2 separate regions of the Homo sapiens genome follow, and region 1 is linked to region 2. The links are chromatin loops, found by intact Hi-C in ENCODE. Cell type or tissue: B cell. All regions are shown on one strand. Each heading gives the region's core, and the rest is flanking DNA. Links, peaks and the distances in the headings are about the cores only. Region 1 overlaps ALPK2 (alpha kinase 2). Region 2 holds the start of LINC03110 (long intergenic non-protein coding RNA 3110).

Region 1 (8,338 bases), core at 289-8,288, 110 kb after region 2:
TGACTCCAGGCTCTGTCTCTATCGATGAGGTTAAATAGCTTCCCTAATTCCATTTTAGGTCTGAGTTCCTTAGCTCTCCTCAAAACTAAAATAACTGTCGATAACAGTGGTGGCCTCTGGTGAAGGTGACTGAGTAACTGGGTGGAGAGACACAATTTTTACTATATACCTGTTCACTGCATACCTCATGAATTGTGTGTGCGTGTGTGTGTGTGTGTGAGATCTAGTCCAATAAATTAATGAATAGCTTTAAAAGACAGTTTTTAAGGCTGGGCGTGGTGGCTCAAACCTGTAATCCCAGCACTTTGGGAGGCCGAGGCTGGTGGATCACTTGAGGTCAGGAGTTTGAGACCAGCCTGGCTAACATGGTGAAACCTCGTCTCTACTAAAAATACAAAAATTAGCCAGGCGTGGTGTCGGGTGCCTGTAATCCCAGCTACTTGGGAGGCTGAGGCAGGAGAATCGCTTGAACCGGGGAGGCAGAGGTTGCAGTGAGACGAGATTGTGCCACTGCACTCCAGCCTGGGTGACAGAGCAAGACTCTGTCTCAAAAAAAGTTTTTAAAAGGCCCAGGGCCTTCACAGTTAGAACCATGTACAAGTAGCAGAGCCTACTCTCAGGGCAGGGGGATGAGACAGTGTTCACCATGTTGGGCCACCAGCATCTCCACTGAAATGGTTGGGGTTCTTCGGGCCTCATGCATGCCCCTCCCATTCTCCAGGAGTGTGCAAGGCAAAGCTGGCCTGCAACTTCCCACCAGATGATAAAGGGTACACTTAGCACCTGGTTGGCAAGGACATTTCCAGAGTAGGTAGACTTTATAACAATTCAATAAATAGTAATATTGGTTAATAATGGTGCTATTCAAAGTCAGACATGAGAATTCTTTCCCTTCGGACAGCTTGGAACAAGTCTGAATTGCTCAGTGCTTACCTTTGCTCTTTTGTGATATTATACATTGACAAAGAAGAGAAAATCAGGATAATAACCAAGAAATGATTAGACTTAGCCATTGTGGGTACCTAGATATGATTCGAATCTCAGTGTTATCTCACCTAAGCTAGTTACTGTACTCCTGAAAATGTGAATTTTAACATATTTTAAAGAAGTGCAGGTTAATTACTTCCAAATCCACATATGGAATGAATCTAATTGTTAAGAAGAGGCTCTGGCTTAACCAGTTGTTACTCGAACAACTCGAACTTGCAGTTTTCTGTGTTCCCACCCTCTTGAAGTGTTGTGTGTTAAGATTGTACCAGGCAGACCCTGCCATATGCCTGTTGAGCTGTGTATTAGTCCATTTTCATACTGCTATGAACAGATACCCGAGACTGGGTTTAATGGACTCACTGTTACACATGGCTAAGAAGACCTCACAATTATGGCAGAAGGCGAAGGAGGAGCAAAGCCATATGTTACATGGCGGCAATAAGAGAGGGTGTGCAAAGAACTCCCCTTTATAAAACCATTAGATCTTGTGAGACTTATTCACTATCATGAGAACAGCACAGGAAAACCCGCCCCCATGATTCAATTACCTCCCATGGGGTCCCTCCCACAATACATGGGGATTATGGGAGCTACAATTCAAGATAAGATTTGGGTGGGGACACAGCCAAACCATATCAAGCTGGTTCCAATGATGGGCATAAACAGGCTTGTTAACCCCCAGGCCAGATCCTTTGAATCTCCAGACCTGAGAAAAGGGAGGGCAGAGAAGCCTGTTACTTCACGGCTGGTCGAAAGGACCAACTGAAGCACAAGACACACTGATCTCGGGGATCCTAGGCAAGATCCTCAAGAGAATTAGAGGCTGGGGACCCTTGGCAGGCTGCCAGGGAGGGGACATCCCCCATGGGGTGGAAGGAGGAGCACCTGCAGGTCAGTGCCCACTCCGCGATGCTACTGTCTGTCTTATGATCAGGGCTGGTGGATCAGGATGTGGCCTTTAGTGACAGGGAATGAGAAATGAACTCTGAAGCCCATCACACTACCAGCAACCATGGTGCCTAGTTTTCTTCTCCAAACCCCTGCAGTCAGAGAGACAAGAGTGGCAGATTTCTTACCATTCTGAACCAACTCTGTGCTGGGCAGACTGCCTTTGTCTTCCACATAGATCTACCCTGAGAAGCATCCACACGAATGTCCATCATTCCAGCCCCAAAGACGATAGCTGAGCTAACACGTTTGTATTAGTCTGTTTTCATACTGCCGTAAAGAACTGCCTGAGGGTGGGCACAGAGGCTCATGCCTGTAATCCCAGCATTTTGGGAGGCCGAGGCAGCGGATCACTTGAGGTCAGGAGTTTGAGACCAGCCTGGCCAACATGGGGAAATCCCGCCTTTACTGAAAATACAAAATTAGCCAGGCTTTGTGGCGCACACCTGTATTCCCAGGTACTCAGGAGGCTGAGGCAGGAGAATCGCTTGAACCTGGGAGGCAGAGGTTTCAGTGAGCCAAGATCATGCCACTGCACTCTAGCCTGAGTGACAGAGTGAGACTCTGTCTCAAAAAAAAAAAAAAAAAAAAAAAAAAAAACCAAAAAAAAAACCCCAACTGCTCGAGACTGGGTAATTTATAAAGGAAAGGATTTAATATGACTCACAGTTCAGCATGGCTGGGGAAGCCTCAGAAAGCTTACAATCACGGCAGAAGGTGAAGGGGAAGCAAGGCACCTTCTTCACAAGGCAGCAGGAAGGAGAAATGCCAAGTGAAGCAGGGAACAGGCCCTTAGAAAACCATCAGATCTCGTGAGAAGTCACTATCATGAGAACAGCTTGGGAGAAACCGCCCCCATTGTTCAATTACCTCCACCTGGTCTCTCCCTTGATGCGTGGGGATTATAGGGATTACAATTCAAGATGAGATTTGGGTGGGGACACAAAGCCTAAACATATCAACATTTATTAAGCACTTACTTGGTGTATCAAGTACTGGAGCAAGCAGTCTCCATCCCTCACTGAGCCTATTTGTAGTGAAATTCCCTGAGCTGGAGTCCTGAGGGTGGTTGCTGAAGCATTCTTCAGGCCCTGTGTCTAACCCATTCCCAAATCCTGTCTGTTCTAATTCCGCAGTGTCTTCTGCAATGGAACTTTCCTCTCTGTATTAAATTCCAAGGGCTGCCATAACAAAGCACCCAAAACCGGGGTGCCTTCAAGCATCAGACATTTATTTTCTCACAATTGAGGAGGCACAGTCTGAAATCAGCAGACAGTTGGCAGTATTGGTTTTCCCTGGAGGTCTGAGAGAGAAGCCATCCCATACTTCTGGCCTAGCTCCAGTGGTGGCCAGAAGCCCTTGGGGGTTCCTTGGTTTGGAGCCAACATTAATCCAATCTCTGCCTCCATCATCACATGGCCTTCTTCCCTCTGTGTCTCTGTGTTCAAATTTTTCTCTTCCCATGAAGACAACAGTCACTGGATTCGGGCCCACTGTAATCCAGTATGACCTCATTTTAATGTGATTATATTTGTAAAAACCTACTCCCAAGTAAAGTCACATTCTCAGGTACCAAGGGTTAGAACTTGAACCTATTTTTGCGGGACACAATCAACCCACTCTCCATTCCCCCAGCCACCACGGTAGCCCAGGCTTCATAATTTCATCTGGGCCACTGCCATAGCTTTCTTTCTAGATCATTAACAACCTTGTCTCCTTATAGAACACCTGCCGACCCTAAGTCTTGACCACCTCCCTACACAGAATGTAAGTTTCAAGAAGACAGAGACTTTGTCTGGCGATGTTTTCCTTAGAAGCTAGGACAAGGCCAGGAACATAGACGGCTTTCAACAAGTATTTGTTGAATAAAGGAATTAATGAATGTACATGCATCAGCAGCAAATATATTGATTCTGTATCTTTCCTTGATACACTTGTCCCTTCTCTTCTCCCCCAAGTAGATTATTTCTACTGTAGCAAGTTATTTCTGTCTCTGTGCTAGCCTTTACATATAGTCATTTGTTTGCCCAGCTGGGGTGTTATTCTGTGAGCTGGGTTGGGACAGACACTAGGTCTGATTCATCTTGGAATGCGCAGAAGAAACACAGTGTCTGTCAATATTTGTTGAAAGGAATTAGATTAATGAGGCAAGACAGAAACGTGAAAAATTATATTCCCCCGCCCCCTCCAATTGACTGCCTCTACCACATTTGCAGAACTGGGGTTGGGGTGGGAGGTAGGGCAGGAGGTAAAATTGCAAATTCTGTAAGTTCCCCTTTCTGCTGATGCTTGAAAAATTATCTTTCTGAGTCAGCACAGGTATTTTGATACTGCCTTGCGATTTGGGGCATTTTTTTTTAAAGTGATGATTTAAAAACAAGTGCTTTCACATTTACCATCAAACTGATGGGGTTGGGTGGGAAAATAACCATCATGAGAACCATTTACTCCTTCATCTCTTAAATTTCTAGTTCAGGGTCTAAATCTGACCATAAACTTAAGGAACTCTTCAGTCCCTGCCTCTTCATAAGGAGATAGCAGAACATTCCACTCAGGCATGGGTTGGTCTTCATCAGAACATTCTGAAGTGGCTGGTGCTGACTGCAGGGTCTGGAAGCCTGGGCTGGTGACAAGGAATAGACTTGGCTGCACTGAATTCCACTCTCTGGACAGATTTTGCTTAGCACAGAAGTAGGCATAACTTCCAGGAGAGGGACAACCTCCCTATCATTGTCCTGCCACTAAAATCTCATTTGAAACCTTTCTCTTCTCAAGTGTACACCACCCACCCAGTCAAGTGACTATGCTTCACTGCTGATTGTGGACAGTAAATGGGAGACCATGGAGTGGGGGGCCAAAAGGACAGGCTGGAAAAAGAATGGATTGCTTTAGTGGGTTGAATCGTGTTCCCTGCAATTTTGTGCACATGGAAACTGCAGATATAATTAGCTAAGATAAGGTCATACTGGACTAGAGTGGGCCCTAAATCCAGTGACTGGTGTCCTTATAAGAAGAGGAGAGGACACACGGAAAGATATAGAGGGAAGATGGCCACATGAAGACGGAGGGAGAGACTGGAGTGATGCATCTACAGGTCAGGGAATGGCAAGGATGGCCAGGAGCCACCAGAAGCTGGAAGAGGCAAGGGAGGACCTCCAGAGGAGTGCAGCCCTGGCGACACCTTGAATGCACACTTCTGGCCTCCAGAACTGAGGGAGTAAAGCTGTGGTGTTTTAAGCTGCCCAGTTTGTGGTCATTTGCAGCCCTAGGAAACAGGTACAGTTGCCAATAGTGTAGATACAGTGAATTATTAAGAAAAAAAATGTGGGTTTTTTTTTTTCCATTTTTGTTTCTGGGACCTTCTAAAGAAGCCCAGGAAACTAGGGTTACCTCCATCTCGGGGGTGAGATGGTGATAAGGTGAAGAGAATTGTATGCAACAGAGATGAGGAAGGGGTTGTATATGATAGAGGTAGGGATGGGGTTGTATGTGATGGAGGTGGGGATGGGATTGTATGTAATGGAGGTGGGGATGGGGTTGCATGTGATGGAGGTGGGGATGGGGTTGTATGTGATGGAGGTGGGGATGGGGTTGTATGTTTTGGAGATGAGGATGGAGTTGTATATGATGGAGATAGGGATGAGGTTGTATGTGATGGAGATGTGGATGGGGTTGTACATGATAGAGATAGGGATGGGGTTGTATGTGATGGAGGTGGGGATGGGGTTGTACGTGATGGAAGCGGGGATGGGGTTGTACACGATGGAGGTGGGGATGGGGTTGTACATGATGGAGACGGGGATGGGGTTGTACGTGATGGAGATGGGGATGTGGTTGTATGTGATATAGATGGGGATGGGTTGTATCTGATATAGATGAGGGTAGAGTCATATATGATAGAGATGGGGATGGGATTGTAGGTGATGGAGATGGGGATGGGGTTGTATATGATATAGATGGGGGTAGAGTCATATATGATGGAGATGGGGATGGGGTTGTATATGATATAGATGGGGGTAGAGTCATATATGATGGAAATGGGATGGGGTTGTAGGTGATGGAGATGGGGATGGGGTTGTATGTGATAGAGACAGAGATGGGGTTGTTCATGATGAAGGCAGGGATAGGGTTTTACGTGATGGAGATGGGGATGGGGTTGTACGTGATGGAGGAGGGGAAGGAGGTTGTATGTCATAGACACCAGAATGTGGGTTGTACTGTGAGAGAGGCATAGATAAGGGTTGTGCTGTGGAAAGCAAACAGATGAAAATAAATAGGTTTTGTATTTGTTTAAGCAGGACAATAACCTTACAGTCTGGCTTTGTTGAGAGAGTTTTCTATGTTCCTTTCTTCTTAGATCAGAGAATCTTATCTCTGCACAATCTGAAAGCAAACAGGTGTGAGGGTGTGGACAAGTGGACACAGCCTTCCCTGCTCAGAGCTACTGGGAGGAGGAAGGTGACGGAGACAGAGTCAGGGTGAGAGGGGCACGTAGGTCCTGACTCCACGTTTTGCAATGCCGGGATTGTGGTGGAGCAAGCTAAGGGAAACTGAGAGGACAGGAGAGCTTTGCCTGCTTCCCTTTCAGGACACAGGAACTAGCCACCCTTCCACCTACCCATGCAGGGCAGCTCAGACACTGTCTTCCAGAGGGTGGGGCCAGCAGTACTAGAAAGTGAGCATTCCCTAGAGGACTGCCCAAGGGATTGGACCAGAATAGGCTTAATCAGAAAGAAAATTTTGTTATTTTCCACTCATCTCCCACATCCCTGATTGGGGGCCCATGAGGAAGACAGGATCGGTTTCAGAGACAAAATAAAGGGATTGCATTTACTCAGGCACCTGAGAAGTAAGGTGTGTGAATTTTCAAGCCACCATATGCACAAATATCAGCTCAGTGTATATTTTGCCTTCCTAGCTCAAATCACAACATTGAATTCCAGATGTTTCCTCCTCCTTGGTTCTCCAGGCATTTCCCTACCAACTTCAGCTTCCCAGAAACTTTTCTGTGAATTGTTATTTTTCCTTCCATCTACAAGGGGAAAGTTTGTTTCGATGGATCCATCCAAAGGGGCCCCTGAATTTCTGGTGTAATCTGCACCATAGTCCTCCTCAGTTCACATCTTACCTTTGATTTCCCTCATCTTTAAATGCAACCCTGCTGTTGTACCTTGCAATTTATAGCTCTGTGCCCAGGGTAAACTGGACATCCTCACTTTCAGTGCATGGTGCCTGGCTATAGTCGGTACAGTTATGCTGATGTCTTCTAAGTGGTACATACTTGAAACCTCAATTATTTGTGGTTAAAACAAAAGATGCTTCTCTCTCTCTACTCAAAAGAGAACATAAAGCTTCGGTTTAGATCTAAAAAAGACCCCAACAAACCAGGCACCAAACTATTAGTGATGAATAAGAGATTTAGTTTAGTAGAAGCTACATATTAACCAAAACGCAGGAGCCTGGAGCAATTTTCAGGTAGGAGATCAATGTCTCAACAGAGAGATGCTGAGATCTGACATGAGAAGAGAACCAGACTGAAGAGGCAAAACCTTCCTACATATGTTGGCAAAGGGATGTTGGACAAAGATCAGACTGGATAGATGTTCACTCATTTGACATAATTTCTGAGCATTTACCATGCTCATTGCACCAAGTAGAACAACATTAATGTTGTTGTCCCTCTCAGCGATCTCAATATCCCAGGAAATTTTGTCTCTTTTTTGGAATGAAGCTGTCTCTCAGTCTTAGCAGGTAATCGTTGTTGCCTGCTGCGTCACCTGTGATTGTACTGCCAGAGGGGTTATTTTCTGCCAATCAAGAAACCAAGCCTGGCTGGGCGCGGTGACTCACGCCTGTAATCCCAGCACTTTGGGAGGCCGAGGTGGGTGGATCACTTGAAGTCAGAAGTTCAAGACCTGCCTGGCTAACAGGGCAAAACCCCATCTCTACTAAAAATACAAAAATTAGCTGGCCATGGTGGCACTCGCTTGTAAGTCCAGCTACTTGGGAGGCTGAGGCAGGAGAATCACTTGAACCTGGATGGCAGATGTTGCTATAAGCCGAGATCGCACCACTGTGATATGGACAACATAGTGAGACTCCATCTCAAAGAAAAAAAAAAAACAAAACACAGGAAACCAAACCCGAGGTCCTATCACTATCCTGCTGACTTACTAGAGAAGAGATATAGGATATAAAGAATCCTCAATCCCCAAACCTGCATTTTCTCGCCATTTTTTGGTATGAGCATCTGAGGCAGGTGACTGGCTTAATATTTATGTTTATATTCAGATTTTCCAATAGCCGAATACCATCACTGCTGTACACTTTGAAGCCCACACTGAAGAGGCAAAGTACTAGTGTAGTAATCGTGACAAGTATTTCCTGCTTCTAAAGTTTA
Region 2 (8,338 bases), core at 153-8,152:
TGTGCAGCGAGGCCTGAAAAGGGATGGACCATCTCCAGGGCAGCTGGCTCAGCCTTGACTGCATATTAGAATCATTTGGGGAGTTTAAAAATGTACCTAGATCTGTGGCTAAAGTAAAAAAAAATTCATTGTACACTTAAAAATAACTAAAAGCATAATTGGAATGTTTGTAATACAAAGACATGAGAAATGCGTGAGGTGATGGACACCCCATTTCCCCCAATGTGATTATTATATATTGTTTGCCTGTATCCAAATTGCTCACATATCCCATAAATATAGATACCTGCTAGGTCCCCATAAAAATAAACAATTTAAAAAAATATACTCATGTCTGAGTCTTACACCCCAGATTCTTACTTGATTGGCTTGGGGGTGCTGCCTGGTCATTGAGATTTTTTTGTGTTTCCTAAGCTGATTCTAAAATGTGGGTAAGGCTCAGAATCATTGCCCTTGAGAAAGCCTAGGATCATTTCACCTTTGGAGAAAAAGTACTTAACGTATGTCATTGAAGAAATCAGAGTCATGGGGCTGGGGGGGTGCTTCTGGTGAGAGTCAAGGGGCCAAATTCTCTATATATTGCCATGTATGTATATGCAGTCAGAATGTGAAAAATGGGAGAAGCAAAGACCAGTAGAGGGCCCAGGAGAAAGGGAGTAAAGATCCATCTATTAGGCTCACTCCTAAGGGAGAAAGGCTCTTTATTCTTCCAGGCATCCAGCTCCTACCAGCTGCTGCTGCTGCTTTTATTTTATTTTATTTTATTTTATTTTTTTCTGAAACCAGAGTTTTCCTCTGTCACCCAGGCTGGAGTGCAGTGGCACGATCTTGCCCCACGGCAACCTCCACCTCCTGGGTTCAAGCAATTCTCCTGCCCAGCTGCTGGGACTACAGGCACATGCCACCACGCCCAGCTAATTTTTATATTTTTAGTAGAGATGAGGTTTCACCATATTGGTCAGGCTGGTCTCAAACTCCTGACCTCAGTTGATCCACCCACCTCAGCCTCTCAAAGTGGTGGGATTACAGGCGCAAGCCACCGCGCCCGGCCTTCCTACCGGTTTCTAACATAGGCACTGCTCCTCTGCTCCCGTACTCCATCCCCAATCCCTATGTGAACTCCTTTCCCTGCCCAGGAAGAGTTCAGAGCTGACCTTTCCAGCCAGAGTTATAAAAAGCCGGGGATGTTGAGAGTGTCCCAGTGAAGGGACCATAGGCTGGTGCATGAAAAATAAGCCCGTTTACCTTTAAAGGACCACTGAGGTGGTAGACATACACCATCCCCTGATGAATTCTGACCGGCTTCAGCTTTTTCTCTCTCTCTCTCTTTTTTTTTTTTTTTTTTTTGTCTTTTGTCACTCTTATCTGCCTTGGTATTTGTATGTCTGTTCTTCTGTATAGATGCTTTCTTAGTCTGCTCATTAGGTTGCATTACATTCCTGCTGTCTTATTTGTGAAAGCCCTACTCCAGTCCTAGGTCCTTGGAATCAAAGCCAACTAGATGAGGGGTGGGGTGGGGATTTAGACATGCAGCTGAAAGGCAATGAGGGATCAGGGTGGCACCTAGAAGACAGGAAGTGTGGAGACAGTTGATGGCCCAGCTCTGCTCTGGGCCTTGGAGTAATGGTGGTTCCTCGTTAGTCCAACCCATTCCATCAAGGTAGAAGTCTATTATAAAGATTTCAGCAGATGACTCACCTGATCGTAAAGAGACCACACTTGCCAGCAATGTCTTCTGTGTACTATGCCCCTCTTCCATTTACAGGTGTCCTTGGGAACCAAGCAGACATTGACAAGGAGACTTGGGCTTCCAGATCCTGACTCCATTCAGATACAGCTGCCAAGGGGCACAAAATTTAAAACAGAACTCATGTTTTCTAGAAGCCTATGATCTAGTTGTGGAGATAAATTATACAAACAAAAAAGTGACAAGCAAGGTTTTGGACATTAGGACTTCTTTATTGTTGATGTGTGTAGTTCAGTAGTTTTCTGGAGACTTTTGTCAAAGAGCCTATGGATGAGCAAAGAGCAAAGAGAAATAATTTTCCAGGATTAGGAATGGTGGGTGCAGAGAGTTAAAGGAATCTTTGTGAAGACTGATTATGAAGGCATGATTCTTTCTGCATAATAAATTGTGTACTTTATTATTATTAGTTTAAATGTGACAACCATGATCATTCTCGGTTAATATCGACATTACCCTTTGCAGGTAAGCACACTCAGGTAGAAAGGTGGTTAAATACTGTATTACATACCTCCAAGGATGACCTGTTCTCAGTCCTCTGGGATTTCTGATAGAGGGAGTTTAGCAGACTCTTCACAAACTGTTAGGTGCCAAGAATTGATTCAAAGCTCCTGATCACTGGGCTGTTCATTCAGAGTGTGGGAGTTCCTTGGTGTGGTACACTGTAGACACATTTAAACAGAGGGCAGCGTGGACTGGATGTTCTCTGAGGTCCCTTTACTTCCGAGGTTCTAAGTAGTAAGGGACTTTGGATAAGGGAGAAACTTAAAAAAGTTACAGTGGCTGAAGAAAGCCTAAGAGAAAAGTAGGGGCCTAAATTGTACCTGAAGGCTGGGCAGAGTTGGAAGGACATATTAGTTCCTCCAGACAGGAGAACATATGATCAAAGACTACCTGTGGACAATTATCACAGATCAAAGACTAGCTGGGGACAATGATCACAGTGACTGCAGGATGGTGGAATACTTATGAAGCAAATAATATGTAAATAAGATTTATTTGTGTCAGGGAGGGGGCAGCATTTAAATAACCGGCAGTTGAAAATTGTACCATATTAGTTATATGTCTAAAATTAGATGTTCAGAATAAACAGCTATTTCAGAAGAATGGACACAGTATTAAATTAAAATACAAGTAAGATTTATTTGTTGGAGGAAGTGGGAGAGGAAGGTACATGTTCAGTTGACTCAACAGTTTAAATCATACCTAAGACATTTACATATCAGCTATATGCTAATCCTTATATGATAATTAGTAATTAAATTCATTTTGCAAAAACATCAGTGAAAGCTTTGCTGTGAAACAGTTTTGTAGGAGGCTAGTTGAAATTATTGTTAAATGCCTATTTGAAAGGGCAATTAGTTAGACTATTCTGTAGTTCAAGCTTTTCACTAAGTGACTTAGTGAGTTATACTTAATGAAGTTCTGTTATATATAGATCAGAGGTCCGAAGCTCTTGGAAATTCTTATATTTTAATAAAGTAAGCAGTCAAGAACTGTTTAATGATAATAAGAGTAGCTTGACACAGATACATATTTAGTCACCTGTTTAACAATCACAGAATATCAACCCTAAAGAGCACCTTAGCTGACCTAGGCCAAGACCTTCAGCATCAGACAGTCTTGTAGCCTGGAGAGATTTTTCTCTGTCTCTTCCTAAACCTCTACTATAGTGGTTCTTAAAGTGTGGTCCTGCCTCAGCAACATCAGGGACCTTTTGAAAAATGTAAATTCTGGCTGGGTGTGGTGGCTCACACCTGTAATCCCAGCACTTTGGGAGGCTGAGGTGGGCTGATCACTTGAGGTCAGGAGTTTGAGACCAGCCTGGCCAACATGACGAAACCCTGTCTCTACCAAAAATATAAAAAATTAGCCGGGTATGGCAGCACGCACCTGTAATCCCAGCTACTTGGGAGGCTGAGCCAGGAGAATTGCTTGAACCCGGCAGGCAGAGGTTGCAGTGAGTCGAGATCTTGCCACTGTACTCCAGCCTGGGTGACAGAGCGAGACTCCATCTCAAAAAAAAAAAAAAAAAAAAAGAGTTAAAAACATGCAAATTCTTAGGCCCCACCTCTGATCCCCTGATCGACTGAATCGAAACTCTGGGGTGGACCCAACAATATGTAGCTTAGTAAGCCCTCCAGGTGATCCTGATCCACACTGGGGTTTGAGAACTGTTTCCCCACACTACAGCTTCAAAATATCTTGAGGAAATAACTTCTCTTAGATCACTCTTAGCCACACAGAGAAATACTTCCTGTTTTATGTCTAAATTTATCTTCCTAAAGCTTTGAAGGGTGGAGCACACTATCTTCAGAAGTGTAGATACTTTTTTCACATTCCTTTATGGGCAACATGCTAGGGTGCATCTCAGCAGAAGGGTGGCCAAGCCTGGGAGGGGATGAAGACAGAGCTGGCACTAAGCAGGGACATGGGGAAACAAGGGCTGATCTTAGCCATTATTTGATTATTTGATAATCCAAGATTCACTCCAAAGAGGAGCACAGCATAGTCTGGTTCAGCACCTGGGTTTTTAAGACTAATAACACTGAGTCAGAGATTCACAAGGTTGTGGGGGGAATCTTTGGACCTAGGTAGTAGAGATAAAATGACGGGAATCATCTATACTGGCCAACATTGTTCTAGAAATTGTCTGAATAAAGCATAACAGAATAGAGAAGGGTCCAACCCTCTGGGGATATAGCATTGACAAGGAAAAAATGACCTCAGATGACTGGCTGCAATTTAGGGCAGGATTCTACTGCTCCCCTCCCCCTCATTTCTGCCAACCCAGCATTAGCTAAGAAATCCAGGGATCCAGGATGTACAAGTAATGAGGGCGGAAGGAGCACATAGGTGGTCCAACTGTGCTGCTGAGGTCTTCCCAGCACTGTTTGGGATCTGTTCCAGAGAAGGGAAGGACTGTGCAGATAGCTGGTGGCTACTGCTTTGTCTGCCTAGAGTGGAGTAGCACTCTGTTCTCAGGAATACTGCTTTCCACAGTGTGGTTTAATGGGATCCCCCAGTTTCTGACTGATCTGCTTCCCTAACTCAGTGATTGGCTACAGATAGGCATGTTCCCCAAATTCAGTCCTGAGACTTCTGACCTTCAACCAGATGGAAGATCTTGGGTTTGCTCAGGTGGCAAACCTGTGAGGTATGAGTCTGAGCTGTTCGGTGGCCATGTCCCACAGGCTGTGCAGAAGAAGCCAGTCTGTGGTGGGAGAGAGTGGCTGGTGCACTGAGAGAAGCAGAAACAAGAGACAGAGAAAGGGCGGGTGGTGTTCCAGTCCCAGGTGTGGTCAGTCCTGAGGTCCAGCTCATACCCACCTTTCCTGCAGTTCAGTTGGGTGAGCCTACAAATCTCCCTTTTCTGCCTAAGCCAAATTGTTCCTGTGGATACAGTGTCTAACTTCTTGTCATCTTTCTGAAGATGCTTTAACTGGCAAAGCATCCATCAGGGTTTTATTTTGGTTTTAGAGGTAATAATGATTATTTTATTTTATTTTCCCAGTGGATAAACAATCATCCTATGCTATTTTTTTATTGTGATGAAATATACAATACATAAGATTTTCCATTTTAACATTTTTTAGCGTGCAATTTAGTGGCATTAAGTACATTCACATTGTTGTGACATCACCATTCATCTCCAGAACTTTTTCATCTTCCCCAACTGAAACTCTATACCCATTAAACAATACCTCCCCATCTCAGGCAACCACCAGAGGATTTCTAGTCAAAAGTAGAATGGTGGTTTTATTTGCATTCTAATACTTCCCTGAGAACAGTTCTTGAGGCCTTTGAGACATTGGGCAGATTAACTTCAGGAGAGAGATGAGACTCCTAGGTTCCTTCCCATGGCTACACTTTTCCAATTGAAATTCACCAACTACTTTTCTATCTCGCCTCAGTAGTGTGAGCAACCTTAAGTTAAACAGGCAGGACTTGGAGGGTCTAATTATAATGCAATTTTACTTTTAACTCCCACTATTGCTTTAAATGTATTCTGTGGAATTAGTCTTTGTCCCACCCTCGATTAAATTTGGGACAATATGACTATTCCATTTATTCATGTGCAATAAAAAGGTCTTGCAATTAGTAATTAAAATGTCCAATCTTGGGTAATCATCACATAATCAAATCTAGGAGGCTCCTCCTTTCCCGAGCTCAGATGAGAAGCCTGCAGTGAGGAAGGAAGGAGGTAGGCTGTTTCCATGTGATTCCATCTAATGCTTTTACCTTTTTTTTTTCTTTCTGAGACGGAGTTTCACTCTTTTTGCCCAGGCTGGAGTGCAATGGTGCCATCTTGGCTCACTGCAACCTCCACCTCCCAGGTTCAAGTGATTCTCCTGCCTCAGCCTCCCAAGTAGCTGGGATTACAGGTGCCTGCCACCACGCCCGGCTAATTTTTTGTATTTTTAGTAGAGACGGGGTTTCACCATGTTGGCCAGGATGGTCTCGATCTCTTGACCTCGTGATCCGCCCACCTTGGCCTCCCAAAGTGCTGGGATTACAGGCATGAGCCACCACGCCCGGCCTGCTTTTACCTTTTCTTCTGCAGTTTGCCAAGTGTGGTTTCTGACCCTGCAAGCATAAACTGCAGGAAGGGAGAAGAGGTATGGGGTACAAGGAATGCTTACCTGGCTGGTACTGTTATGTTGAGCTAACAGGGGGCTCTAGAAACTTGGCAGATGTTTAGAGCTCTCTGGTGGCCATATTAATAGACACTTCTTCAAAGACCCAACCCTCATCACTGGGTATCTCTCGTTCCTAATTTCCCTAGCTGGGGCAAGTACAGCTCTATTTTGGATGGCCATTTCCTTCTTCTTCAGCTCTTAGGAACTTTAGATTATTTATGGCTTACCCTACTGAGGTTTTGCTGCCCCTCTAGGTAACCCCCAGAACAAGACCTAAATTGATCCTTTGTGCTAGCTCTTGCTTGCATGAGGCCCCCAAAGGGATTAACAGCCCACCAAAGTGGCATTAAAATTACTTCATAATGAAAACATGTGAACAATTAGCAGCCACAGAAAAATATTAAACTTAAGCAGAACCTGTCAGTCAAGAGTTTTGTGTCCTGCCAGAAGCTGACTTCATAAATCAAGGAGAAATAAACTCCTTCCCAGACAAGCAAATGCTGAGGGAATTTGTCACCACTAGATCAGCTGTACAGGAAATGCTCAAAGGGGTCTTAAACATGGAAGTGAAAGGTTAATTTTCACCATTATGAAAACACACAGAAATATAAAAGACACACAGAACTAAATGAAATAGAGATTTAAAAATACGAAGGACTGTTGAAATGAAAAGCGGTTCTTTGAAAAGGTAAACAAAAATGATAAACCACTAGCTAGACTAACAAAGAAGAGAGAAGATCCAAATAAACACAATCAGAAATGAAAAAGGAAACATTACGACTGAAACCACAGAAATACAAAAGATCATTAGAGACTATTACGAGTAGCTGCACACTCACCAACTAGAAAATCTAGAAAGTTCACAGTTCGTATAAAACAGCAACACAAAGGAGGAAAAGAAAGGAATCAAATGGCAACACAACAGAATTTCATCAAACCACAAAGACAAGGAAAGAAAAGAAACAAAGAATTTATAAAAACGACTTGAAAACAATCAGCAATTTGACAGGAACAAAGCCTCCTGTGTCAATATTAACCTTGAATATAAATGGATTAAACGTGCCACTTTAAAGGTAGAGTTTGGTAGAATGGATTTAAAAAACATGATCCAACTATATGCTGCCTACAATAAGTTCACCTTACCCATAAAAACACATAGACTAAAAGTAAAGAGGTGGAAAATGAGATTCCAAGTAAATGGAAATCAAAAGTGAGCAGGAATAGCTATGCTTATATCAGATAAAACAGACTTTAAACCAAAAACATAATATAATTTAAAAAAATGAAGGCCATTATATAATAATCAAGGGATCAATTCAGCAAGAGGATATAACAATTCTAAATATATATGCACCCAACATCAGAGCACCCAAATTCACAAAACAAATATTACTAGACCTAAAGAAAGATAGACAGCAATACAATAATAGCAGGGGATTTTAATACCCCACTCACAGCACTAGAGAAATCACAGAGACAGAACATTAACAAAGAAACATCGGACTTAAATTGGACTTTAGACCAAATAGACTTAACAGACATTTACAGAACATTCTGCCCCCAAACCACATACAACTACAAGGTGCATTCTTTTCATCAGTACATGGGATGTTCTCCAAGATAAACCACATGTTAGGCCACAAAACAAGTCTTAACAAATTTTTAAAAATCAGAATTAGATCAAGTATTTTCTCAGACCACAGTGGAATAAAGGTAGAAATCAATATCAAGAGGAACTTTGGAATCTATACAAATTAAACAACATGCGCCTGAACAATTGCTGGGTCAATGAATAAATGAAGACAGAAGTTAAAAATTTTTTTGAAAAGAATGAAAATGAAAACACATCATACCAAAACACGTGAGATACAGCAAAAGCAGCACCAGGTGAGAAGTTACATCAAAAAAGTAGAAAGATCACAAATTAATGATCTAATGTTACACCTCAAGGAAC

Evidence for each region. A loop is a pair of places that touch in the nucleus more often than their neighbours do. Peaks named below come from ENCODE experiments on the same cell type or tissue, not always from the same donor. Only the 100,000 strongest peaks of a DNase experiment are listed, where the experiment ranks them.
Region 1: it touches region 2 in a loop (6-fold over the local background); 7 of 110 quality-filtered maps call a loop at or near these places.

What each region holds. Positions count from the first base shown.
Region 1 is chr18:58,548,051-58,556,388 of GRCh38, reverse strand. The region is part of intron 4 of ALPK2 (alpha kinase 2); the gene reads left to right. Among named protein-coding and RNA genes, the nearest start is that of ALPK2-AS1, 4.8 kb to the left of the region's middle. In B cell, for the core only: no CTCF peak of the experiment used is centred there; a DNase peak (open chromatin) is centred at 4,178.
Region 2 is chr18:58,653,931-58,662,268 of GRCh38, reverse strand. It overlaps LINC03110 (long intergenic non-protein coding RNA 3110), which reads right to left and starts at 3,730. Exons shown (of 4, transcript NR_187442.1): 1 at 3,638-3,730; 2 at 2,256-2,406; 3 at 1,699-1,837. In B cell, for the core only: no CTCF peak of the experiment used is centred there; DNase peaks (open chromatin) are centred at 3,378, 3,898 and 4,920; H3K4me3 peaks cover 3,802 bases; H3K27ac peaks cover 4,887 bases.